2 separate regions of the Mus musculus genome follow, and region 1 is linked to region 2. Evidence: chromatin loops called from intact Hi-C (ENCODE). Cell type or tissue: heart. All regions are shown on one strand. Each heading gives the region's core, and the rest is flanking DNA. Links, peaks and the distances in the headings are about the cores only. Region 1 overlaps Ift81 (intraflagellar transport 81). Region 2 holds the start of Ift81 (intraflagellar transport 81).

The links. Peaks named below come from ENCODE experiments on the same cell type or tissue, not always from the same donor. Only the 100,000 strongest peaks of a DNase experiment are listed, where the experiment ranks them.
Region 1: a loop joins it to region 2, with 3 times the contacts of the local background. A loop is called at or near these places in 8 of 42 quality-filtered maps.

Annotation. Positions count from the first base shown.
Region 1 is chr5:122,556,292-122,566,850 of GRCm38, forward strand. Ift81 (intraflagellar transport 81) reads right to left here. Exons shown (of 19, transcript NM_009879.4): 15 at 4,368-4,454; 16 at 3,406-3,477; 17 at 2,864-2,949. Among named protein-coding and RNA genes, the nearest start is that of 1700040P09Rik, 48 kb to the left of the region's middle. In heart, for the core only: no CTCF peak of the experiment used is centred there; no DNase peak of the experiment used is centred there; H3K27ac peaks cover 1,412 bases.
Region 2 is chr5:122,613,174-122,623,732 of GRCm38, forward strand. Ift81 (intraflagellar transport 81) reads right to left here and starts at 1,371. Exons shown (of 19, transcript NM_009879.4): 1 at 1,265-1,371. In heart, for the core only: a CTCF peak has its summit at 1,059; DNase peaks (open chromatin) are centred at 1,358, 4,738 and 8,398; H3K4me3 peaks cover 1,573 bases; H3K27ac peaks cover 5,131 bases.

The DNA.
Region 1 (10,559 bases), core at 1,513-9,512, 56 kb before region 2:
AAAAAGTTTAACAAGAGATAATTTAATATTATTTTTGCATACACACATGTATGTATACATATATTTCCCATGTATTGGCTAACATGCACATGTGCAGATATATTAGCATTTTCATGGTTGAATATGGAACAGTGTACACTAAAGCATTAATAGTAGACTGTTAAAGCATGAACCATGACAATATGGCCTGCATCTTTAAAACATTTTTATTTTATTTCATAGGTTTGGGTATTTTGTCTGCATAGGGGTCACCACAAGGTGAGGAACAGTATTAGTGTTGCAGCATTAGAAGGGTGGAGAACCACTGCTCTAAGCCATCTCTCCAGTCATCCTCTACCCACCATCTCCTTCTCTGCCCTTTTTGAAAGATCTCACAGAGCCCAGTATAATCTCACACTTAGCTAGCCTTGAATTACTGGTCCACCTGCCTTCACCTCTCAAGTGCTGGAGTTTACAGTGGTGTTTCACCACACAATAGGTCCTTTCCTTTGCTTTTCTTCCTTTTCCTTTCCTCTCCTTTCCCCTTTCCTTTTCCCTTACCTCCCCTCTTTCCTTCCCTCCCCTTTCCCCCTCTTTTTTTCATTCTTTCTTCCTTTCTTTCAACAGGGTCTTACTAGGTATTTGGCTGGTTTTGAATTCACCTCGGTAGACCAGGCTGGCCTTGAGCCCACAGCGATCTGTCTGCTTTGCCTTCTGAGTGCTGGAAATACACACACACACACACACACACACACACACACACACCTTTAACAAGGTCCTGCCATTTTTCTCAGGCTGGCCTCAAACTCAAGTAGCCCAGGCCAGCCCTAACCCCACGATCCTCTAGCCTCAGCCTCCCAGTGCTGAGGTTACAGGTATCTGCCGCTATGCTCACCACATTTTGTCTGGAAAGCACTGAATTTCTACTTATAATGATTACTTTTTGGTTTTACAGATAATTTTTATGAGCTAAAAGCTCATTTAAAGTGAAAAATTCAAAGTATTGAAAAATTACAGTACAATTATATTTTAATGGTGTTTAAGAAAAAAAGCACAATTTAGAGTAGGTGACATATTAAGGTCAAAGGATTAAGGAACAGATGGAAGTGTCCAGAGTAGTTTGTGCCAATCTGACACAAGATAGTCGTTTAGGAAAAAGGACTCTCAACTGAGAAAATGCCTCCATAAGATCCAGCCACAGGCAAGCCGGGAACACATCTTCTTAATCAGCAATACATGTAAGAGGGCCCTGCTCAGTGTGGTGGTGCTGCTCCAGGGCTGTCAGTCCTGGGTGGTCTACAAACTCAGGCTGAGCAAGCTATGAGGAACACGCCAGTGAGCAGCCGTCCTCCACAGCTCTGCACCAGCTCCTGCCTCCAGCTTCCCCCCTAATTGAATTCCTGCCCTGACTTCCCAACACCTATAAGCTGAAATCAACTGACTTTGGTTGATGGCATCTTATCACAGCAATAGAAACCTTAACAATACAAGGAACACGGGAGGAGTCTTTAGACTCTGTATATTTGTTTGTTTGTTTAGGGTTTTGTGAAACAGGGTTTTTCTGTGTAACATCTCTGGCCTCAAACTCAGAGATCTACCTGCTTCTGCCTCCCAAGAGCTGTGATTAAACACATGTCACCATGCCTGGCTAGCTCTTATATTTCAATGCAAATATGTTTTATTTTTCTGTGCAAACTTAGATTGTCCTATTAGAAGAATTTAGCAAGATAAGATGAGAAACCCAGCAGCACAAGCAGAGCCAGGCCACACCCCTGCAGCGGGAGGCATGAGAGAGAGGTGGATCTCTGTGAGTTTGAGGCTAGCCTGGTCTACAGAGTGAATGCCAGGATAGCCCGGGGTACATAGTGAGACTCTGTCTTGAGAAAAAGAAAAGGAGAACCGTAAAGTTTACGTTGTGTAAATGAAGCTAAATGAGGACTTTTATAGTTAATGTGTAAGAGTATGTACTAAAGTCTCTATTTATAGGACATCTCCGGGCTGCCTCGCCTGCCAGCACACTACAGACTCTGCAACAGACAGCTTCTACAACAGACAAGTTCCCAGGCTCCTTCTGGTAACACTAATGCAAGCACGGTCCCTCGAAATCTCAAGCGCAGGCTCAGACAAATGACTCCTCCCTTTAGTGTTCTTACTGGCGAGTAAGAAGAAGACATAGCTGTGATGGTGAGTGAGGAAGGATACGCTCCCACGACTGCATTTTATTACAACTTGCAAATGTTTTACAAATTTATTATTTTAAGGCAAGAGTTGATTCAAATTGATTTAAGGCAAGACTACAACACAGTTGAGACTACAAATAAACTCCCCATTCAAGGACTAAGCAGTGTTTACATACAGTTCTTATTTCAGAGGCTGGCATACCGCAGTCACATGCTTCTAGCTAAAAGGCAGCTGCCACACTGCACTATTAGCAGGTAGATGACCAGAGTCCCAGCCATGTGTGCTTAACGAGATGACATTAAAACGCTAATGCTTACAGAAAGCAAATATAAAAGCACACATATTCCTGGGGCTTGGAGGGGGGCTAATGATTCATGCAATGTGAAAGGCTTTGGAACCAGGCAGTGGTGATGGCTCAGCACAGTGAATGTAATCAGGGCCACTAATCACATGCTTACAAGTGGCTAAGGTGACACATTTTATATTTTATACAAATATATATTTTCTACATGAAAAAAAGCAAGCAAGCAGCACAATTATATGTACTCCTATCCTGTTAGGAGGGTTAGACTATCCTAAGATTCAGTGTTCAACAGCAGCTTAGCATCTGACAGCTGAAATATTCTCTATGTTCCTATCTTATTTACAAATCTTGTATAGTTAAAGAGAAAGAATCATTCATATAAGAATAAAAATCACTTACCTAATTGCTTTCCTCTTCTCTTGCTGATCAGAAGAGACGTACGCCTTCATCTCATCAGTCGCTCGACGAAGCTCAACTTCTAGGTTCTACATGTAACATAAAACAAGTTTCAGGAAGTTGTTAATACTTAGAGGGAGGTCTCAGATGGGGCCTAAAACTGGTTCAGTGGGTAAAGGCAAGAGCCATCAAGTCTCACAACCTGAGTTCCATCCCCAGTACCCACACAGTAGAAAGAGAATGCTGAGTCCTGTAAGTTGTTCTCTGATCTCCTCACATGCACCAGGGCACATGGTGTGTATGTTCACAAACATACACAATCAATAAAATAATTTTTAGGACAGTTATGGTGGTGCACATCTTTGATTCCAGCCCTCAGGAAGCAGAGGCAGGCAGATTTCTGTGAATCTGAGGCCAGCCTGGTCTATGTAGCAAGCTTCAGAACAGCCAGGACTACAGAGAGACTCTGTCTCAAAGCACAAACAAACAAAAGAAAAAAACTTAACCTTTGTCAAGAAAGCCTCTGACCCCACTCCTTGCCTTACCTTAATCATGCAGTTTGTATAGTGGTATTTACTTTCTTCTTGAAGACATTCCTCACGAAGTCCTCGCACTTCCTACAGTAGATAATGTTACAGGGGCAACCAATGATTGAAAGAGCAGAAGACTCGTTGCTTTAGATGAACAGCAGAAGAGCAAGCGTCAGAACCAGCTCCTCAGGACTGCTGCTTTATGATGACTGCGCAGCCGCACCGCGGGTCCTGAGACTCGTCCTAGTGCGTTCTAACCTCAGCAGCAGTTACTCATTTATTTATTAAGTCCTACTGTGTGTCTAGCACTCTTGTAAGAATTAGGGACATAGCAGTGAGGAAGAAATGGGGTTCTTCCTCTCATAGACAAGGAAACAGGAATGAAGAGTGGTCCCCATGGGTGCAGGTTCATGTGGACACCTCAGCCCTGGGGAGATGGTACTGTAAGGTGTGTCAGCCTGCGGCGGGGAGTGGGAATCTCTAGGCAGAGGGATCAGTAGGAGCTGACTTTCAGGCTGAGATCTATGTGCTGAGGATAAGGGGGAAGAAGACACTGAGTGTCCCAGGCAGACAGGAGCACACACAGTAACCTGGAAGTAGAACGGAGCTTGGCCAGTTTGGAGTTCAGACACAGACCACCATGCTGGACAAGGAGGAGGACTACAGGACACAGATATGACCTTGACCAGCAGCAGGAACCCCATACAACATAGCCTGAAGGTTAGGTTTACTTCAAGTGTACTGGGAAGCCAATGGAGGGTGGCTTATATATGATATCACGTCTGCTCTAGGAGATGACCTTAGGCATTGGTCATACAGATAGAAAAATTCAAGTTTAAAGAAATAGAATTTCTGGTACTGTGGAGGAATGCTAGAAGGCAGCGGTAAAGATGTAAGAACATCATGACTCAGGGGGTGAAAATGTGCACAGGTGGGCAGCATTGGCTGCACTGTTAAAACAGAAGCCCTCTTCTTACCTGCTCTAATTTGGACCGGTTGCTTTCAAGGCCTGCTGCACAGCTATCATACTGGGCTTTCTTCTCATCACACTCCTGGGTTAGTTCCTAGTTTGAAAAGGGCAGATGATTAAGTGGAAAACAAAGGCAGAAACCATGCCTCGGAAACAATGCGCGTCCTTGTCAGTCCTGTAACTTAACTCTAAGCTTCCTGGCATGCTGACGAGTTATTTATACAACAACTGGACAGTCAAGAATTATGACAGGCGGAGGTGCTGATAAGAACAATGGCTGCCGTGTACTGATCTGTGTGCCAGGCTCTAGCTTATGAGCTGGGATACAACAGTGAACAAACAGCACGCCCCTCAGTGATGCCCAGAGCCAGGGGCTGCTGGAGCCTCAGTGATGCCCAGAGCCACGGGCTGCAGTGTGACCTGTGCAGGAGCACACAGGACTTTCAAACCTAATCTAGGCTTGGGGATCAGTGGAGACAACATCTTGGAGAAACCAATATCTAAACCGAGAATGAGGTATTAGTAAGAATAATTAGAAGGTGAGCAAGGGAAAGGAGATGCTTTTTTTTTTTTTTTTTTTTTTTTTTTTAAGGAACACTGTGTGTAAAGGATTGGAAACAAGGGAGAACAAAAATTCAGGGATGTGTGAATAGTGTCCATTTTTGGACTGAATCTGAGAACAGGGAGAGAAGAGGAGGAAGATGTACGTGGGCTGTGATAAGAACTCTGAATCCTATTAGAACCCTGGACAGTAACTAAATCTTCAATACTGAAGGAGGTGCTGACATAAAGCTTAAAGAACATGCAGGAAGGTCAGTGCCTTGCTGAGATTATACTGCTATGAAGGGCAGAGGCAGGGTGAATTCAAGCTCTTTTAGTAGTTTCCACATTTATTTAGATATTTTGAAGGAGATAATCTGAAAATCTCTAGCAAATACACAGTGATGATTAGTATCTGCAAATGTTGCTAAGGAGAAGCAAATGTCTCGTAAAATCCAAGGCTGAACTGAACTGCCAAGGAATTAGAACCATCAGTCTTGGGAAGCAGAGACTAGCAGTGCTATCTTGGGGAAAGGAGTCTGCACTGCAGAGGGATAATGCCAGCCACAGGGTAGGGGAAGCACTGGGAACACCAGGCGAGGAGGTGGAACTGAGGACCCTATGTAGACCCAAGCTGCTCTCAATGAGGAAACTTCTAAAGGGTTAAGGGTTAAGAAGGAAGAGTTATGATCAGCCTGAAGACAACCGTGGTTAGCCATAGCATCCCTGGACACAGGGGCGCACCCTGAGCATCCTTGGACACAGGGCACACATTGAGCATCCCTGGACACAGGGGCACACATTGAGCATCCCTGGACACAGGAGCACACCCTGAGCATCCCTGGACACAGGGGCACACACTGAGCATCCCTGGACACAGGGGCACACGCTGAGCATCCCTGGACACAGGGGCACACCCTGAGCATCCCTGGACACAGGGGCACACACTGAGCATCCCTGGACACAGGGGCACACCCTGAGCATCCCTGGACACAGGAACACACCCTGAGCATCCCTGGACACAGGGGCACACACTGAGCATCCCTGGACACAGGGGCACATGCTGAGACCTTGCAGGCCAGAGTCCTGCTGCCTGTGCTGTCTCTGTGGATTGGGACTGCATACGGCTGGTGTAACTAGACCAGCGAAAGCTGCAGAGAGGAGCCGCTACCCTATGGGTCACACTGAGCTAAAGCAGAAGCCAGGGAGGTGGCTTGGGGGGTAATGGATTTGTCGACAAGCCTAATATCCAAGTTCAACCCCTGGGAGCCACACACTGACTCTCACAAGTTGACCTCTGACATCTGTGCATGTACACACACACACACACACACACACACACACACACACCCAACAAAATAAATAAATGAATGAATGTAACAATCATATGTCTCTTAAGTGGAGAAAGAAAGCAGTTGTGTGTACTTAGACAGCTTACAGGACCTATGTTCAGATCTCAGCACCTACACTGGGCAGCTCACAACCATCTACACTGGGCAGCTCACAACCATCTACACTGGGCAGCTCACAACCATCTACACTGGGCAGCTCACAACCATCTACACTGGGCAGCTCACAACCATCTACACTGGGCAGTTCACAACCATCTACACTGGGCAGCTCACAACCATCTACACTGGGCAGTTCACAACCATCTACACTGGGCAGCTCACAACCATCTACACTGGGCAGCTCACAACCATCTACACTGGGCAGCTCACAACCATCTACACTGGGCAGCTCACAACCTTCTACAATCCAGATCCAGAGGATTCTAGGATTTCTTCTAGCTCTCATCGTTGTCCCACTCCTGCCGCATGCACACACACACACACACACACACACACACACACACACACAACTAAATAATAATAATAATAATTAACAATAATAATAAAAACACGTCTGTACTGTGTGTCTTTAACCCCAGCACTCAGGAGGCAGAAGCAGAGGCTGGTGAATTTCTGTAAATTCAAAGTCAGCCTGGTCTACATAGTGAGTTTCAGGCCAGCCAGGGCTATATAATTAGACTCTGCCAATAAGTAAACAAGTAAATAAATAGACATACAGACAAATAAACAAATAAAATCTACTTACTAACTCCCATAAAACTTCTGGAAAATATTTAAGGCCCTATTAAGTTATATTCTCTTTCTCTGATGAAGGGGCAGACAGGAAAAATAGTATATTTGAGACAAGGCCTCAGGTAGCGTTAGCTGGCCTTGAACTGTTTTTTGTTTGTTTGTTTGTTTGTTTGTTTTTTGAGACAGGGTCTCTGTATAATTGTTCTGGCTGTTCTGGAACTGACTATGTAGACCAGGCTAGCTTTGAACTCACAGAGATCCTCCTGCCTCTGTCTCCTGAGTGCTGGGATAAAGGCGCATAGCCCCACGCTCAACTGAACTTGTTCTCTCTAATGAAGATCCCTTTGGGTTTAGCAGAGAAGCACCGAGACAGCGCCTTAGCAACACTGCTTGCTCACTCACAAGTTGGGCAGAGCCACAGAACAAAGGCAATTTCTTACTTTTATAGACTTAAAAAGAGATTTACGCTGGGCGTGGTGGCGCACGCCTTTAATCCCAGCACTCGGGAGGCAGAGGCAGGCAGATTTCTGAGTTCGAGGCCAGCCTGGTCTACAGAGTGAGTTCCAGGACAGCCAGGGCTATACAGAGAAACCCTGTCTCGAACCCCCCCACACACACAAAAAAGAGATTTACTTTTATTTAAATGTACAGGAATGTCCTGGTTTGTATATGCTTGGCCCAGGGAGTGGCACTATTAGAGGTGTGGCCTTAGGTACATCACTGTGGGCATGGGCTTAAGACCTTTATCCTAGCTGCCTGGAAGTCAGTCTCCTCATAGAAGCCTTCAGATGAAGACATAGAACTCTGAGCTCTGCCTGTACCATGCCTGCCTGGATACTGCCATGTTCTCACCTCGATGATAATGGATTGAACCTCTGAACCTGTAAGCCAGCCCCAACTAAATGTTTTTATGAGTTGCCTTGGTCATGGTATCTATCCACAGCAGTAAAACCCTAACTAAGACAATGTATGTATGTCTCTGTGGTCATCTGTCACATATGTGCAGGGGCCCATGGTGGCCAGAAGAAGGTATCAGAACCCTGGAGCTAAAGTTACTGGGCGCTGTGTGGGTGCTCTGATGTAGACTCTGATTTCTAGAAGAGCAGCAAGTGCTCTAAGCCACCTTGAGACTTTAAAGGGGAGAAGGCTGGGCCTAGAAATAAGGCCTACAAGGTAATCCGGGGCTTCTGTGTGCTAGGAATTAGCAGCTTGGTGAAGCTGGGGTATAAGGCCACACCTTAGGCCTAGGATGGAGAGAAAGCTGTAGGGGGTGCGGCTGCACCCCTCTATAGCAGCAGAATCTATGGTCAAGATGACCTCAATCATCCTCCACCCCGTCCCAGCCCAAGTGCTGGGTTACAGTGTTTGTCACAGTCCCAGCTCTGCTTGGTGCTGGGGATTAAACCTAGGCTCTGGCATGTTAGGCAAGCACTCTACCAACTGAGTGCCACATCCTAGTCCCTCCAAACGTCCCCCTAGACAGTGCTGCACAGCTTGAATCATGTGTAATTTGGGGGTTTGTAGGGTTTTTGGATACATGATCTTTCATGGAGTCTATGATGGCTTCAAGTTCAACATGTGGATGTAACCAGAGATGACCTTGAACCTCTTACCCTTCCAGTTCCACCACATCCAGCTGAGTTTTACAATCAATCAATAAAAAGTATTTCAAGAAAACTAAACTATTAGATTGTATACTCTAAACTGAGTATACAATTACAATTGCATGTAATTAGTTATTCCATTTAATTACACAGCAATAGAATTGCCTCTAAGAAAACAAACTTTTCAAGGTGTTATTCTAGTTACAGATGATTAAATGTTAAGGTGTAAATCTTGAGTTGGTGATACTCTTGATTTTAAGTAGTTATAAAACTTAATTTTAGAATGCATTCCAAATACAATAGAAATAACTGAGGATAGCCCATTAAAGTTAAAAGTATACAATATTTTAAAATACTCTTGGTCTTTAAATGTATGATAGTGTCACTGGGCATGTTGGCACATACCTTTAATTCCAACTCTTTGGGACTGGGGCAGGCTGAGCTCTACAAGTTCAAGGCCAGCCAGGACTACATAGTGAGATCTTCACTTAAAACAAACTGAAACAAAAACAAAATAAAAAGGCACAGCCTCAAAGGCTGCGGGATTCCCTTAGCTCCTGAGTTCTGGGCAACTACAACAATCTGAATGTAAACAATGGGTGTTAGGACTTGGGGATGTAGTTTACCAACACAATGCTTTGCCTAGCAAGTGTCAAATGTGGGACTCCATCTGCAGCATCAGAAAAGTAAAACAAAACAAAACATACAAAAACCTCTGAAAGGCTAGGGAATAGTTTAGTGGCAGGCCTAGTTTAGTGCTTGTCTAGCATGTGAAAGGCCCTGGATTCCATCTCTACCACCACAAAACACACAAATAAATCAAGGGCAACAGAGAAGTTAGTAGTCAACACTGGTATAACAAGACTAGAAAGGCCATCCTGTGGTTGGAGGCGTAACTAATTCCCACAGGAGGAGGAGGGGGACCATGATACGGGGAAAAAAGAAACAGTGGTAAAAAGACTTGAAGGTGGCAGGAATAGAGGAAGATCCCCAAAGATTCAGGGGTCACATTACATTACTAGTGCAGTGTTAGAGACACTTGCTCTGCCGTCTGCCACTATACAATCTTAGACAAGTCACTAGTCTCTATGCCTGCCTGCCTGCCTCCCTCCCCACCTCTGTTCCTTTCTTTCTCTCCATAAAGGAAGTTCCTGTCTCTTTGGATTGTTTGTCAGGTCCAATGAGAAATGTCAGAGTACAAGGTACATAGCTAGTGCTTAATAAATATTGTTAATACCAAATTTACCATCACTATCTATAAGTCCCCATTGCTAACACTCGTACAGCTTTTCTGGTTTCATAGCATCCCTCTGGCCTATTCCACAATATACTAAGTAATATATACATTACTTGCTCTTTAGATGTGATTTCTTTTATCTTGCTTGAATTTCCTTATGTGCTGCTACCATACCGCTTAGAGCATAAACCTGAGAGAGCAGGGCTGTCTCTTCGATCTCCTCTGTGATGGCAGCAGTGTGTAATGAGATAGACTGAGATAAGGCAACTTAGGCAGGACATGCAGACATGGTAGCATTCACCTTTAATTCTAGCACTTGGAAGAGGCACATGGATCTCTTTAAATCCAAGGCCAACATGGTGTAAACATAGTGTTCCAGGACAGCCAGAGCTATGCAAAATGGGAGAAAGACCCCGGGGGGGGGGGGAATTTGCAGGCTAAAGTAAGACCCTTCCTTGAGTCTCCCATTTGTCTGTCTGGATAAGCTTCTAAACCTATCTCAGACTGTGTGGCATTTTCTATAAAAAGGAAATGATGTCTATAGCTGACTTCAAAGTCTATGTGATTTTCTACTCTGGAGCTAACTCTGACAGATGGTGTTCATGTAGAACTGGGTTTCTAGTTCCGTCCTCAGGCACAGGCAAGATGGCTCACACTCACACTTACAATTACTCCGGAGACGGATGAAGCAGCAGCACTACTGCCAAAACCTAGCGGCTGGCCGCTGGCTCGTG
Region 2 (10,559 bases), core at 781-8,780:
CCTGAGTGCTGGAATTAAAATCAAGAGCCACCAAGTCTGGCATGAAATGGGTTCTTTAATTGGGTGGGTGAAGCTTACATTTAGAAGACATTTGGAAGAAAGGAAGGAAGGAAAGGAGGAAGGAAGCTAGAAGGAAGGAAATAAAGTTGTTCTAAAAGATAAGAAAGGATGGCACAACCAGTATGGTTGCTAAATTTAAGGTTTCTTTTTAAGTTTATATATAAAGACTATCTCAGGGATAGTAGTGTGCAATTTTAATCTCAGTGCTAGGAGGCAGAGGCAGGAGGATTTCTGAGTTTGAGGCCAGCCTGGTCTACAGAGTGAGTTCCTGGCCAGCCAGGACTCTACAGAGAAGCATTGTCTCAAAAAACAAGCCAGAAATAAATAAATTACAGAGAATATCTTTACTTTTTAAAAACTTGGGAGGCTCAAGTTTTCAACTGTAAAAATATAATACACATCCTTATATCCACATATATTTAAACTAATTTAGAAGTTGTCCATACGGCTTTTTCTTCTCTGAGAAACACAAAATCAAACCAAATATCTGGATAAGCAAGAAAATGTTGCCAAGAGAAGAAAAGGGGAGGGGCTCACGATTATTACAGGCAACTTAATGGTTGCTAAGGGTGGGGAACCATAATTAAACTCATTGGACCTCCAAAAGAAAAGGGGAGTGAGGTGGGGGCAAAAAAGTCGAAGGGAGAAGGGTTAGGAAATGGATTCCGTGGGAGCAGGAAAGCGAAGAGCGAGAAACGGGGATGGGGTGATGGAATACACTATATGTATGCATGTGTGAATACAGTGGTACCCATTATGCGCAACTAATACACGCCAAGTTTCCAAACTTTTTTAAGAAAAGAAATGAGCTGCGTTGCCCCACCAGCTTTCAGAGGACAGAGATGCTCTTGAACCAGGTAGGGCTGTCGCTGCCCGCCGGGCGCTGCGCGCTAAAATTAGCAAAAGCAATTACTCTCCCTCTTCCAGCGCAACCGGCCGAGCTAATTCACCAGCACTCACCCACTGCAGCACCCAGGGGGAGCCGGGGCAAGAATTAAAACCAGGACGCGCGTGGTATCCGGCCCAGCCGGGGCAGCGCGCGCAGGCCTACGGCCTCCTGCGACGCCCGGAGACCGAGGGGGACCCGCGCGGCCGACCCCCCGCCCCCCGACAGGCCCTGCTGCCGCCACCGGCCGGGAGCGGGCGCAGCTTGACGGGATTCGGGGGTTCGCGGAGTTCCCGACCGCGAGTTGGCGGGGGTTACCTCAAATCCTCCTCACGAAACCACCTCCCCACCCTCGGGAGGCACTGGGGCGCTTGCGGGTTCTTAGAGACCGCTCCTTGGCAACGGTTGCCATGCGGTGACGTCACTTCCTCTGGCTCGGGGAGGAGGGGGGCGCGCGCACACCGGAGGGCGGAGCCTCGGGCTGGAAAGCTTGGCCCTGGTACCTGGGGTTCCGAACCTCTGCAGAAAGCCTAGGGTGACTCTGGCTGTTATTCCCACTTAGACTCCTGCTGATAATAACCTTTGCGAACCGTCTACCGTTCTCACCTTGACAAAGGGCTTAACCTGTGCTGTTTGCGTGTGCTGTTTCATTCATTCATTCATTTATTTACCAAACTTGGGGCGACTTGTTTGAAGCAGGACTGGATAGGGTTTGGGGTCAGAAAGCATTGGGCGTGGTTTCCGAATTTAGGTTTTCGACGAAAGAATCTCCAGGTTAAATCATGCATGGAACAATTATAAACTATGGATTGAGAGACCCAGACATGGAGAGGAGAGACAGACCGGGACAAATGGAGGCCTACTCTGAAAACTAGGTTAGATGCTCAGACATCCTTGGAGAAACAGTAAATGTAATACCAGACTTGCCACAACCTCAAGCTAACAAATGATAAATTAGGCATTCCATACTGCTGACTGCTGGAAATGCAATAGAGAACAAGACCCAATAGGGTTGGTTCTGTCCTCACAGAGATGATGGGGAAAGAGAGGCAATATAGTTAAACAGCCCAGGACGGAGAGAAATGTACCAAGATGTCTCAGTGATGACAGAGTATGTGTGACGTTTACTGGGGGACAGGGATGGCTGAAGGAATCATACTGTCATGTCTCCATTAGACAGAGCGCTGTTTAAAGACCAGTAAAAAGAATCCAAATGACCTGTTGAGGTAGCTCAACTGGTAAAGGCGCTTGGCACACAAACCTAGAGACAGGTTCCACAGAGACAGATTGTGGTGTCCCCACCTGCTACAGACGAAAGGAGGAACTGACTTCACCCTGTGATTCCTTGGTGGGATTCACTGAGGAGTCTAAGAAGACATTCCTAGCAACAGTTTTACAGCATAGAGACCTTGCTTATTCTGTCTGAAACAAACTGTGGGTAGCTTTTCTTTTCCCCCCAGAGACGCCTGGTCAAGTCTGGTATGTAAGCTCCTAATGGTACCTTCTAACTGAACTGTGTTTGAGATTTTGAATAGATTTCTAACAGGCTCTAACAGCGGTTCTGAAAGCTTGTCACTTCTACCTCACCTCCCGCTCCACCCCCTCTTCCTCCACCTCCTCATCCTGTTCTCCTATAGCCTGTGCTAGGAAAGAACTCTACCACTGAGTTACACCTCCGACCTTGCTTTTTATTTTATTACATCATTAATTTATTGTGTGTAGGAGGGCCGGGCCCGTTGTGAGCAAGGCCACCCCTGGGCATGTGGGCCTGGCCGATGTAAGAAAGGTAGCTGAGAATCTCAGGAGAAGCAGGCCAGTAAGAAGTATTCCTTTGTGGTTCCTGCTTCAAGCTCCTGCCTTTTCTTTCCTGATGACGGACTATGATCTGTAAACTAAGTAAATCATTTCCTCCCCAAGTTGTTTTTGGTCATGGTAGTTTATTACGGAAATAGAAAGCAAACTAAAACAGGTGCTTAGATGCTGTGTCATTGGGAAGTTCATATCACTCCTGTATGACTTAATCTAAGAGTTCACTGTCATCTTGACTTGCTCTCTCCCCCCATCTCTGTCTCCTCCCCCTTTGCTCTGAATGGGCTGCTAGTACTGGTGGGCTGCTAGTACTGGGAGGCTTACCCCTGTCCTGGCAGCCTAGTGTTCCAGAAAGTTCTCGGCGAAGACTCTCATTGGCCCAAAAGATGTTAGACTGTTGCCCCCATATGTTCATTTTTATTTTATGTATTTTATGTGTACAGATGTTTTTGTCTGCGTGTGTGTACACCACATGCATGCAGTGCCCATGGAGGCCAGAAGGGAGAGCATCAGACCCTTGGAAATGGAGTTAGAGACTGCTACCAGCCATTATGTGTGTGTGACAAGAATCAAACTTGGGTTCTCTGGAAGAGCAGCACATGATTTTAATGCCTAAGCCATCTCCCCGGACCCGGAGATGATTCCCTTTTTAAATTTTTAAAAAATGCTTTTGGTCATATTTGATTTTGAAACAGTCTTGCAAGCCAGGCAGTGATGGCGCATGCCTTTAATCCCAGCACTTGGGAGGCAGAGGCAGGCAGATCTCTGAGTTTGAGGCCAGCCTGGTCTACAGAGTGAGTTCCAGGACAGCCAAAGAACAGACACAGAGAAGCCCTGACTCAAGAAGAAGAAGAAGAAGGAGGAGGAGGAGGAGGAGGAGGAGGAGGAGGAGGAGGAGGAGGAGGAGAAAAAGAAGCAGTCTTGGTAAGTCACCCATGCTGACCTTGGATCTTTGGTCCTCCTGTCTCAGCTGGGGTACTCCTCCTGTGTAGCTGGGATACCACTGTGCCACACTCCATTCTGTTTGCTTGGTTTGTTTGTTTGTTTGTTTGAAACATGGTCTTTAACATATTGCCCAGACCTGTTTGGAACTCATTGTGTGGCCCAGGCTGGCCTCAAACTCTGCCCTGGCTCCACCTTATATAGGCACGGACACCACACCCCGGTTCAAACCATTCTTGAATCAATCAATTCTTTTCTTACAGCACCAGGAACAGTGGATGAGGGTGGCTCTCCAAAAGGAAGGGCTGGGCTTGTTAGCAGAGGAAGAGATGGTGTTTCATCAAGAGCAAGTATTGGCCAGTTGTGTTGGGAGAGACTGCTACTATGTCTCAAAGCTGGGAATGTGGCTGAATTGGTAGAGCGCTTGCCTAGAATGCACAAAGCCCTGGGTTTGATCCCCAGCACCACTTAAAACGGGCAGCGCCGAGGAGTTAAAGGCGAGACTCTCAGCCATTCTAGGTCATCCTTAATCACATAATGAGCTTGAGGCCAGCCTGTGCTAGGCGGGAGGGAGGGAAACTGAGTCAGTAGTAAAGGCTCTTGCTGCCGAGCCTCATGACCTGAGTTTGATTTCTGGAGCCCACAGAGTGGAAGGAAAGAACAGTCTCCTGAAACTCGTCCTCTGAGCTCCACATAAGGGCACAGGAGATAATTTAAAACGAAAGAAAATGCACATGTATTCATTGTATGGAGTGGATACAATGTTTCTTCTTTGTTTCCCCACCCAAAAAAAAAAAAAATCTGTCTCTCGTGATGGCAAGGGTCCACAGGGGTAATAGTAGAGTCCCTAGATCTTCACAGACGTCTGAGGGGGGCCACACATGCACCGTCTCCAGCCCCTTTTCAGTTCAGAACTTCCAAACAAAAGCCTCCCTGTGCAGAATCCAATGAATCCAAGCCAGTTTTCTGTTTGGGGCCTTAAATTTAGACTTATCATCCTGACCAGGAGATATTTCTGGATCCTGAACGAGCATTCAGTGAATGCCAGTTTCCAAGATGCCATCCCATCTGGGGTGGCTGTGCACACTACCCGAGTTATCTTATCCTTTGGAAACAGGGGAAAATGACCCAGACACTGGGACACACTCAGAAGTGGGTCATTTCATGACCCAAGAATTGTCATTTAACACCTTGGTCATCTAGGCTACGTGGAGATGAAAGTCATTAGATCTAAATGGAAACCTGAATTGAGGTTTGAGTGTACCCCAAGCTCTCTCCGCTCTGGCGGTTGGATCTTGTGGGCACATGTGGTAGCAGGATGTGCTCTCTTAAAAGGCAGAAAGATAAATAGTCTCTGAAACATTCAGCTAAACGGACGAGATTCCAGGAGGTCTAATTAAATGCATGCCTGGTGCTACACTTTGTCAGGCTTTCCCAGTAATGGATTTTGTGTTTGCAAATGGACTACACTTTGCAAAGCCCGAAAATCACTGTCCAGATGAATGGGCTAAATAAAGTAGCCAAAATTCTATTACAATTTATATAGACTCCTTGGTTATCCATTTGGATTGAAATATAGTCATCACCCGACATTCCCCCAGGGGCTCAAACCATCATCAGTAAGGCTGAGAGCTATTTACCAGCAGCCTTGAGAAACACTTCACAAACCTGTCAGAACTCACTCCAATATTACCGTGTGTGGCACGGCCTGGCCCAATTTCTCCTCCTCGGGAAGCAATTCCCATTGCTGATACTGGGCTATGCTTCCCATAGCAAATCTGCACTTGCTACAGAAGCTGTGAAATCTTTGGGGGAGAAGAGGAGACACCCCCCTTTCAAGGGGGTCAACAGAGACAAGAGGTATCCCAGGTTAGAGACAGGGCCCTAGAAAAGATGGGAACACTCCACAGAGGCCATGCCACAAGTCCTGTGGCTTCCGGTCTGAATGACTCTCAGTCCTTGTCCCGGGCTTCTCATGGAGGCAGAAGAGCTGTTGGTTGTGAATGGAGCTGCAGGCTGGGATGATGAGTGGGCATACTCAAAGTTTCACTCCTGCAGAAAACCCCTGGAAGCTGGCATCCCTAAGCATGTGTGCCCATGGAGTGGGGCACCCTATCATGAGAGTCCATTCATAGCACAAGAGGGACTCAACGTCAGACTTCAGCAGTTACAAAATAATAAAGTCATCCATGCAGATCAATGATGACCTCTGTCAGTTGGCAATCCCATTAAGGTAGAGGCGGCCCACCCCCAGGGTAATGGAAGAGTGAAGGAAAGGTGGCTAAGGTAGGTGGCTAAGGGACTCTGCAAGGGTTGACATCAACATATTGTGGGGTTTTCTTTGCCTCTAGGGGGCTCTTGAAGCAGCCCGCTCTCCCTATAGTCTAACTTTTGTTGGTATTATTTTATGTGTATATGTGCATGAAGAAACCTGATTGTGTGGAGGTCAGAGACTAACCCTGAGGAGTCAGTTCCTCCCTTCTGACTCATTAAATAGTAGCTCGCTTGTGTCTTCATACTCATACTTCATACCGACCTGTGAACTTTGGGACAACTCTCCTGTCTCCACTTCCCAAGGTAGGAGATACAGATAGGTGTTGCCATACCCAACTTTTTGTGGGTTCTGGGGATTGGATCCAGGTCATCAGGCTTGTGTGGCAAACACATTTACCTGCCCCCACCTTCCCTCTCTTTCTGAGCTAGAACCTCAGAATCCAGGCTGACCTTGAACTCATAGTTTTCTTGTCTCCTGCACTGGATTGCAGGCGTGTGTTGCTACATTCAGCTAAGCAGCCTTGTCTCCACCCATGTGGAGCTAATGGTTGGAAAAAAAAACAAAACAAAAAAACAAAACTCCAAGCAAACACTTCAGAGTCAAAGCAGAGGAAAATGGACAAAACACACACACACACACACACACACACACACACACACACACACATTGGCCAGTGATGGAAACGAAAGTATATTTTTGTTCTGGATGCTTCTCCGATGCTTTTTTTTTTCTCTCTCTTCTTTTCCTGAGCTAAATGTTTGGTGTATTTATAGACTTCCAGGGGGAGTATTTAAGGGTAGCCAGCGATAGAGCTGCCTCTGGGGCTGTTACAAAACTCAGAACCATTCGGGAAAAGGTTGACGGGAGGGTGGGAGAGGGTGAGAAGAGGCCAGGAACAGAGGGACACAGGTGGGCTTCATTCCTCACGTGACCAAGACCTTCTCAGTCTCCTGAATGGGTGACGTCAGGGCAAGGTTTTGATAGGGCACCAGATGGAATGACAGAACCCAAAGGATGGATAAGCCAATGTATGAACAAGGAAACCGTGGTTGGTGCATTGTAAAGTAAAAACGAGAGTCTGCCCAAGAAGCAGAGAAAATAGGGGCTGGGGGGATGAGGTGCTTGCTGTGCAGGCATGAGGACTTGATTTAAATCCTTAGAGTCCATGGGGAAATGTCAGGCATGGAAAGGGAGAATCAGGAGGATGCTTGGAGCTCAACGGTTTGTCAGTCTAGGCCAAAATGATGGGTACCAGGTTCAGTGAGAGACCATATTGAAAGTAACTTAGGTAGCGCTGGGCAATGGTGGCATCTGCCTTTAATCCCAGCACTCAGGAGGCAGCAGAACCAGGAGGAACTCTGAGTTCGAGGCCAGTCTGGTTTGCATAGTGAGTTCCAGGGCAGCCAAGGCTACAGAGAAACCCTGTCTCGACAGACAGACAGACAGTAATTGAGAAAGACAGTGGACATTGATATATGGCTTCCATTAGTATGGGCACACATGTGCATCTGCAGGCATCTGTGTATATAAACACACACACATGAAGTACTGGTACATGCTGTACCATGGACGAACCCGTAGGATACTGTGCTGAGGGAAAGACCCCATCCCAAAGGACATATATTGAACAAGTGAGCATTCTAGCAACTGAGCCATCTTCTAGCTTTCTTGCCTTGTCCACTGCTATGTTGTTCAGTGCCTAAAATGGCCTGGCACTTAACTGGTGTCTATCAGATGCCCATGAGCACAAAATGGGCTAAGGTCAAATCAGCTGTTATTTCTTGGGTGCCACTAAACAAAAACATTTTATGGCATTGCTTTATACATATGTGTCCACCTACTGTGTGCCAGGCACTACAAGTACAAGGGCCACTGCAATAGTACAGAACAAGACAGACCAAAAATCCTGCCCGATGGGGCACGTTTTCATTACAACAACAGAATAGTGTCAAACAAATGTACTGTTGCTATTTTGATAGAGAAGAAAACAGAGTGAGGTCTCAAAGGGTCACAAGGCTACTCAGTTCACTCGGATACCTAGCTTCACCCCCATGTCCTAGCAGGTGTTGAGTTTTGCCCAGAGATGGGCCTCAGTGGTTACAGATCTCAGGCCCTGACATTGCTTCTCAGAAGGACCAAACTTGCCCTTCTGGGAACAGGACCCAGAGCAATGGAAACAAGCGAATCCCATGACCTCAATGTCCCTTGCCTGCTCCCTCCCCTCTGCCCCCAACTCCATGACGAAGGCTCACACCTGGGGTGTTGTAGATTTGAGCCACAGATCTTAGTCACCCCACTAGCTTATCGGCATGTGACATCCCCGAGTGGCTGAGGCCTGCGGGCCAAGCAAAGAATTCAGCTGGAGTAAAAATAAACCGATCGCATTCCTTGGCAGCCCCCTGCCCCTTCCCACTCTCAGCCGGCCATCCAGGCAGCAGAGGCTGCCAGGGAAGGCAGGGGGAGGGAGGGGGGAGGAAGCTAGCAGTGTTGCTGTCCAACCCTGAGAAAGAGAGAGAGAGGGAGAGGACAAGAGGGAGGGAGAGAGAGAGATGGCCTTATATGGGAACATAGGCAGACAATATGTGGCAATGGCTTAGAGGGCAGCAGAGGTCAGATACCAGACAGATGGAAGAAATTAAACATGGGACACAGCAGGTTCTGGGCCCAGAAAACAGCTCTTGTTTCACAGTGAAGCTACACAAAGCCTGGCCTGGTTTCCTTTTTTTTTTTTTTTTTTTTTTCTTTTTTCTTTTTCTTTTTCCCCTAAACAGCAAGACTTTTATCCAAAACTCTCCATGACTTTGTTTCTGGCTCCCTGCTCCATGGTTGGCTGACAGAGGTCTTGGGCCTTTGGAAGTCATTTCTTTGACGAACCATCTACCTTGTCAGAGAACACAAGGAGAAAGAAGACCAGGCCTGTCTCTTACAAGTCTCCCAAAGCACATACATTAGTGGGTAATTGTTGTGATCGTAAAACGATAAAGAGCTAGTAAGATATGTTCTATAGGGGTGTGGGGAGGTGTGGGGGAAGAGGGTGTCTCAGAGGGCCCATGCCAAGGCATCCCTTCCCCCTCAGGGACCAGCCACACAACGGTATAGTATAGAATAGAGTTTATTCAGGGCATGGGGAGGGGAGTTAAGAGAGTAGTAGAGTCAGAGAAAGGCAGAGAGAGGGAGAGAGTAGAGAAGAGGCCAGCCATGAACACGTGGAGAGCGGGGGGGGGGGGGGAGGGTATGGAGAGCGAGAGGGCAAGAGAGGTAAGAAGAGGCAAGAGAGAGGGGAGGAGCCAAGCAGTCCCTTTTATAGTGGTCCAGGCCTACCTGACTGTTGCCAGGTAACTGTAGGGAGAAGCATACCTGGCTGTTGCCAGGTAACTGTGGGGGTGGAGTCCAGACAGAGTGCCAACAGTAATGAAATTTTCAAACAAACAAACAAACAAACAGAACCAGCCATTCAACAAATACTGAGACTCACTTATTTTCGGACCTTGTTCCAGAGGCTGGAAAGACTTGACCCATATTTCAACAAATAAAAATATTTGCTCAACTCTGCCCATGTCCATTACTACTGATGATGCAGAACATTGGCTGAGAGTCATCTGGCCTCTGCCCTCATGGACTCAGGAAACTGAAAGGAGGCAGAAATGACAGATAGGGATGAGCCCTCGGTTCTGAAGACAAGCTCTTCGAGTAGCGCCCATGAATATCTCCATTTAACACAGGACATTTCAACCTTGCCGTGGTGGACACTGAGGCTGACCAGTCCATTGCAGAGGGCTCTTTCTTTACTGTTGGATATTCAGCAGTTATCTCGGGCCTCTCCTCCATGCTTCTGTTTGGACCCATTGTGACATAGAGTTATCACCCTCTGATGGCAAATGTCTGGGGGATGGGAGGTGCCAAGGTCTGTCCTGACTGAGAATCACTGATTGAGGAGCTGGGGGAAGAGGAGATGTAGAGTGAGCAAAGAGGCTGCCTAAGGGTCACGTGACTGCGAGTAGCCCTTTTACTTTGACTTGCCTGATCCTAAACCTGGGGTCCTAACCACGACAGAGTGGAACTCTGTCTCTTTGGGAGCAGAGGGTCATGAGTTTGGATGGCTGAAATCCCCTTGTGCTCACTCCACGAAGAGAAAAGCTCTAGCCATCTGGATCCAATAAGAAGCAAACACCAAGGAAGGAGTGACCGTGGAAGGGAGCTGTAAAGGGTTGGAAGTTCATATTCTTTCCTTTCCTTGTCTCCATGACCAAAATACCTGATGAGAAGTAGCTTAAGGGAGGAAGAGTTTATTTGGGTGTGGCAGCTGGTAACGCTGCACCTGCAATCAGGAAGAGAAAGGATAGGAAGAGGGGTCTTCCTATCAACCTCAAGGCCCCTCCCCCAGTGGTGCACTTCCTCAAGCCAAGCTCCACCTCCTAGATATTCCACAGCCTTCCAAAAAACAAAAACAAACAAACAAAAAACGGCAGTTCCAATATAAGGGAACAAGATTGTTCCAACCAAGAAGAAAGGGATAGTGGGCAGGGCAAGGGGAGGGTGGGTGGTGCCTCTGCCGGCCATCAGTTAGCCAAAGGCACTTGGCCTCCT